Linked DNA regions of Homo sapiens: region 2 is linked to region 1. Evidence: chromatin contacts called from ENCODE Hi-C or POLR2A ChIA-PET data. All regions are on one chromosome and are shown on one strand. The core of a region is the stretch at or near the end of the contact, and the rest is flanking DNA. Distances in the headings are between cores, read along the strand shown. Region 1 holds the start of HDGFL3 (HDGF like 3). Region 2 overlaps LOC105370934 (a long non-coding RNA gene).

Region 1 (2,817 bases), core at 318-2,817:
ACTACAATACAACATTTTAGAGCTCACACTATATTTATGCCAATTTTCTCCATGACTGTTTCCGTTCCTAAAGAATACCAATATAATCTCTAGAATGCCTTGACCCTCCTTTTCACAAGATTTCTTATTTCAAGCAATCAACTGCCAACCATACAAAAATAAAAATAAAAAGGATTTCTTCTAAAACACAAAGCACACATGGCAGTGTTGTGTGTCTTCCTCAAAGAGCTTAATAAAAATTGTGAATGCTATGTATTACATGCAGACGCTTTCTAGAAAAAGAGCCCAACGACAACCTTGTTATGTAGGAAGAGAGAGCTATTGTGGACTGTAGCAGGAGGCCAAGAATAAGGTTTGAGATTCTACCTAAAACAAATATGGAGGTGGAAAGGCACAAGAAGCTTGCTGGACCCACCAGTCAGAGGTAGGCTGCAAGCTCTCGGCTATCAGAGGTCGGTTTAAAAGAACGATGGGCACCAGAGAGGCACGTACCCCAGGACAATGATAGGGCAGGCGGGGCACCGGGAATCGCGCTCAGGGAAAACTCAACAAGTCTAGAAGGCAAAGAGATGGATGAATGACTGCCAAGAGGCTCCCGCTGGCCTCTGGATGACCACTACCACTTTCCAGGATTTACTGCCCGCCGGCACTCGCCGGCTCGCGGACAGCCGCTCACCCCGCTGCCGTACCTGCCCCGACGTTCGCCCGGGACCCAGGGTATCCACCAATGACCCTGCCCGGAGCCGAAGCCTCCGTCGCAGGCCCGCTGCCCGGCGGCGTGGCTTCCCGGTCGGCACCGGCTTTCCAGGAGGAAGGCAGCGTCGGGCCTGCGGGGGCCGGACCCGCCTTCGAAAGTGGGCGGAAGGATGGCCGCCCTGGCGGAGTGCGGGCGAGGCCGGGAGCCCTTGCCTCAGCCCCGGCCCGGTCTTCTTCGTGCCGCGCCGCCCTCAGCCCTCACCACAGCCGGCCGCGAGCTGCGGGCTCGGGGCTGAGGCGATGGGGAAAGGGGGCGGGCGCGCCATCATGAAGGGGAAAATGGTGGGCGGGCGGGCCCGCGCGCGGCCGCGGTACTCACCCGGGCCGGCCAGTGCGGGTAGCCCTTCATCTTGGCGAAGACCAGGTCGCCCGCTTTGTACTCGCGGGGCCGCGGACGCGCCATCCCAGCCGCTCCCCTTCCTGGTAGTCCTTGGTCGCCGCGAAGATGCCGGGAGGCCGCCCCCCCGCGGGCCGACGAATTGCGCCGCGCTCCCCGCGGGCCTCAAGCCGGGCGGACGAGCGGCCGCTCCGACGAGGGGAAGCGGCGAGGCGGCGGCTGAGGCAAGGGGTGGGCGGGGGGCGCAGCAGGCCCGGCAAATCACGGCCCGGCAGCGGGGGAGGGGAGCCCCCGGCCGTTCGGCGCTCGCCCGCGTCCGGCCGCGCCAAGGTCCCCGCCGCCGCCGCCGCCGCCGCCGCGCGCGCTGCTCACCAGCGCCGCGTCGCCTGCCTCATGCCGCCGCTGCCGGTCTCCCTCCCGGGCTCCCGGGCGCGGCGCGAGCGCCGGGCCTCGCGTCTGCTCCGAATTCCTTCTCGGGCAGCGACCGCAAACACGATCTTATTATTGTTCTCGCGCGCGCTCAGCATCCCCCCCCCGCCCCGCTTCCCGCTTCCCGCTCCCCTCCCCTTCCCTCCCGCGCGGGCCGGTTAATTCCTAGGTACACGGCCGGCTTTCGCGGAGAAACCGAGCGCGCCAGCCCGGCTTCTCGGCTGGCGGGCGGGCGGTGGGCGCGTCCTCCCCCAGCACCGAAGCCCGCGCCGGGCGGGCGGGAGTGCCTACTCCGGAGGACGCCCGCCGCCTGCTCTCTTTTGTTCTTGGCCCGGAGCTGCCTGCCGCAGCCCAGCCAATCACCACCCGGCCGCCCCCTTCCCCTCCCGTCCGTGCCACTCTGGGGGTTCTCCCCACTCGCGCCCCCCGCTCCCACGCCCACCTCCCGCTGACTCGACCCTCTCCTGGCTACCCCCAGCCAGCCACTTCCGCGGCTGCTCTCTGGTGAGTGGGGGACAAAGGCGCTCCAGGCCTGGGGGACGGCGGCGCGAGGGGACCCTCTGCTGGGCACCAAGCTGCCGGAAAGAGCACCGCTCCGGAGTCAGCGACCTTATTGGATTCTTGCCCCAGGTCTGCCCTTAACAATGCAGTGTGACCCACCTAGGGCGAGCTATTTAATCGGAGTCATGGGAGGTTTTCTCATTTGCTGAGTGGCACAGACGGGATTCGAACCTGTATCCACATGAGTCCAAAGTCCATAAGCGATTATGTTTCTCTCTGTGTGCGTTTTCTAGGCCTGCAGTGTTTGTGAAAAGGACTTGCACTGGCCGGTCACTTGTTTCCAATCCTGGCAACCTTTTGGACAACGTTTTTGAAATTAGCATCCCTTTCTGGAGATGTATGTACATATACAGTTCATTAGCTCTAGAACATGTTCATTTACCACTATTTTACTCTAAATTCCCTAGCTGGCTGCTTTCAAAGACATTTTGAGAGTAGGAATCTTCCTAACACTCTCTTTTGTGAGGAGTAAGTAGAATAATTCAAGGAATCGTTTGGAGTCTGTCCAATGAACGAATGCTGCTTCTTTAATCATGCTGTAACCCACCTCCTTTAAGGGGTCAGCTGGCATAGCTCCTAAATGCTGCTTTCTGTGGCCCTCACCTTGTCACACGGACAGTTCTCATTTGTGTCTGTTCTCTCTCCCTTTTACAGAAGCTACAGTTTTCCCCACCATCCGCCCCCCTCTCTGGCCTTGTAGAATGGTGTGTGTGTGTTTTAACTCCTGCTCTTGT
Region 2 (2,987 bases), core at 38-2,537, 160 kb after region 1:
AACTGTAGTCAAGGGTCATCATGACCAAATGAAAGGAAGGCAGAGGAGTAAGTGCTATATTTTAGAGTGATTCCCAGCAAACATTCTTTTACAATTTTTAATTGGTTCTTAAGAATGATTATCCTCAGTTATCTGAAGTACTGAATTCTGGCAAAGTTCCACTGCCCGATATTGCTGGACAGAAAAATAACTCCTTTATATATATTTCCACCTATTGTTGCAAAATGGACTCAGTACTCTAGCTGGCTATCAGCTACACACACACACACACAGACACACAGACACACACACTTTTCATATCATCCCATTGAGCAGATAGCGTGCTTTGTGAAGGCAGGCAGACTTGTTCATTTCTGTACAGTGCCTGGGGCAGTAGTTTTTCTGGATGAATAAATAAATGAACAAATGAATGAACCTCAAGATTCAGTAGTCAAGCTGTCCTATTTAACTTTCAACACAGCACGCCCATGTCTTGAGGCCAATTCTTAAAATCCATATGGTAGATGCATTTGGTATGACAGGAAGTAATTAAAACAAACTGTAAGCATTGAGGGAGCGGTTGTCAACGCTTATTTTGATAACCAACAAACAATGTGGAAACTGCATTTTTCCCTGTAAATAGGGGCATGCTGAAAGATGGAAATGCAAAAAAAAAAAAAAAAAAAAGAAAGAAAGAAAAGAAAAACTTCAACACACTATGTAAATCCTTGGAGGGAAGCAAGAAATCACACAAAGCATTGATCTTTTACTTTTTTTAATGCAAGATTTACACACATGTAGTTTTGTGTTTCTTTGCTAACCCCTTTTCCTCCACGGATAACTGTTAAAATCATTCTCCCACTTAGTTCCCTTATTTAGTACCTCCTTAAAATTCAAGCTATTACTTCTTTTAAGGAGCAAAATTTGCAGATATTATCCTACTCATCTGCATCTTCTCCGAGACTATAAATTATCAGGATGCACCTCATGTCTAGACACCCGCAGGTGTCATTTGAATCCCTGATTTAAGCTGTTTACACCCCACGTTGTTTTATTTATCCTTCAACATCAGGTCTCTGTTTAATTAAAATTTACTTTGGTCCTCCTGGCGCTCGCCCGCACTATCCCCATAGCAGCACAGAAGTGGTTTTGCTCTTATTAATTCCACTTTTGCCTGTCTGCTCTAACCCAAGAAAGCTCTGCCCGCCCAGATCCCCAGCTTGAGTGTTGGAGTCAAAAACCACAAGCTAGGGCCAAGGATGCCTCCCGTTTACAAGCTGTTCTGCAGGCTAACGCTGATCTTCCCCAGACGCTAAATCATAATCTTCGTGTTTTTCGTATTTCACATTCTAGCCACAATTTCAACATCCCATCCCCGTGACATTAGGGAATGATAAATCAGCAGGCGGGACAGTTCCCCTGTACAGACTGGTACGGGCGGACCGGGCTCTGCCAACGCCCTCGCTCCTGCCAGATGTCGGCGCCCGCGGGGTTAACCCTTTCCGGCAGCGCAGCCTTCCCCTGCGTCCGGCCGCTTCTCCAGGCAGCTGTTTTTAAAAACGTCCGCCTCCCAGGTTCAAGAGCGAAACTCCGTCTCAAAAAAAAAAAAAAAAGTTCGATAGCTTTTATTTCTTTTCAAACTTTCCTCCTTTTTTCCCCCTTCTCCCTCCTTTCCTTGCCTTGCCAGACCTCAGTGTACTTGAAAGCAAATAAAAATGGTATCAAACCACCGGCAATGGGAATATATACTTCTCTTAAATAAGTGAGTCTGCCTTAAAACCATTTTGCTCCTTCGTCTTCACCGGATATTACTAGAAAAGGACGAGGGTGAAAGAACTTATTTTAAGGTGGAGAAATATTTAGTGCTAATTTTTTAGTTATTTGCTATTTTTAAGTAGCTTTATTGAGGTATAATTTACATATCAATGAATGCATCTATTTTACCAGTACAATTAGATAGTTTTTGAATATATTTATAGAATTGTGCCACAATAGGAATAATCTAATTTTAGAACATTTCTATCCCCTCCCCCCACCAAAAACCCGCAGTGTCCATTTGCAGTTATTTCTCTCTCCCACCCCAGGTAACCGCTAATTTACCTTCTGTCTCTATAGGTATGCCTTTTCTGGGCATTTTATACAAATGGAATCATACAATAGGTAGTCTTTTGTGTCTGGTTTCTTTCACTTAGCCTAATGTCTTTGAAGTTCAGTGCTAATGGCTTTTATTGTATGGCAAAGCCCCTTAGAATGGCCAAACTGTCCCAGAAGACTACATAATCTAACTGCACTAAGTGTGCTCTCATAGTACACACTGCATAGACACGTGCCCTAAAATAGGGTGAGAACTTCGATTAGGGTCAAATTCTGAGGTGTGTGTCTGGGGATGGGGGTGGTGGCGGGTCTGTCAAGGGCCATATGCAAATACAAAGCTTCTCAACTAGTAGTTGTATTGGTTTTGTTTCAGAGACAGAAATCCAAAACATTCAATTTACTTGTTATTAAAATGGCACATGAAAGCCACGTAGCTTTCAGAATACAAGGGCTTTTAAGCTATCTCCTTTTCACATTATCTAATAACATTCCATATGTTAAAACTAAATACAGTTGACCCTTGAATAACTTGTGGGTTCGGGACACCTACTTCCATGCAGTTGAAAATTCAGGTTTAATCTTTGACTTTCCCAAAACTTAACTACTGTTGACCTGAAGCCTGATAACAGAAACAGTTGATTAACACATATGATGTGTGTTATATGTATTATATACCATATTTTTACAATAAAGTAAGCTAGAGAAAATGAAATGTTATTAAGAAAATCATAAGGAAGAGAAAATATATTTACTGTTCATTAAGGGGAAGTGGATCATCAAAAAGGCAAGCCTTCATCCTCGTCATCTTCACGCTGAGTAGGCTGAGGAGGAGGAGGAAGAGAAGGGGTTGGCCTTGCTGTCTCAGGGGTGGCAGAGGCAGAAGAAAATCTGCCTATAAGTGGACATGTTGTTCA

What was found. Hi-C counts contacts between places; a loop is a spot of excess contacts on that map. ChIA-PET counts read pairs that join two places held with the same protein, here RNA polymerase II (POLR2A).
Region 2: a loop to region 1 is called in a map of dorsolateral prefrontal cortex, with 4 times the contacts of the local background. The contact joins the enhancer-like site here to the promoter of HDGFL3 in region 1. A Hi-C loop is called at or near these places in 1 of 168 maps with a recorded cell type or tissue (dorsolateral prefrontal cortex). POLR2A ChIA-PET finds 5 or more read pairs at or near these places in 2 of 52 experiments (MCF 10A and Panc1).

What each region holds. Positions count from the first base shown.
Region 1 is chr15:83,206,256-83,209,072 of GRCh38, forward strand. It overlaps HDGFL3 (HDGF like 3), which reads right to left and starts at 1,568. Exons shown (of 6, transcript NM_016073.4): 1 at 1,076-1,568. The coding sequence starts at 1,159. RefSeq lists silencers at 826-1,275, 1,666-2,005 and an enhancer at 1,866-2,479.
Region 2 is chr15:83,364,229-83,367,215 of GRCh38, forward strand. LOC105370934 (a long non-coding RNA gene) reads right to left here. Exons shown (of 3, transcript XR_932546.2): 2 at 2,826-2,894; 3 at 810-1,573. Among named protein-coding and RNA genes, the nearest start is that of BNC1, 81 kb to the left of the region's middle. Within about 2 kb of position 1,288, at least 2 of the 41 ENCODE cell types and tissues checked have a DNase peak (open chromatin) inside an H3K27ac peak, as active enhancers do; they include dorsolateral prefrontal cortex, where a contact is called at or near this core.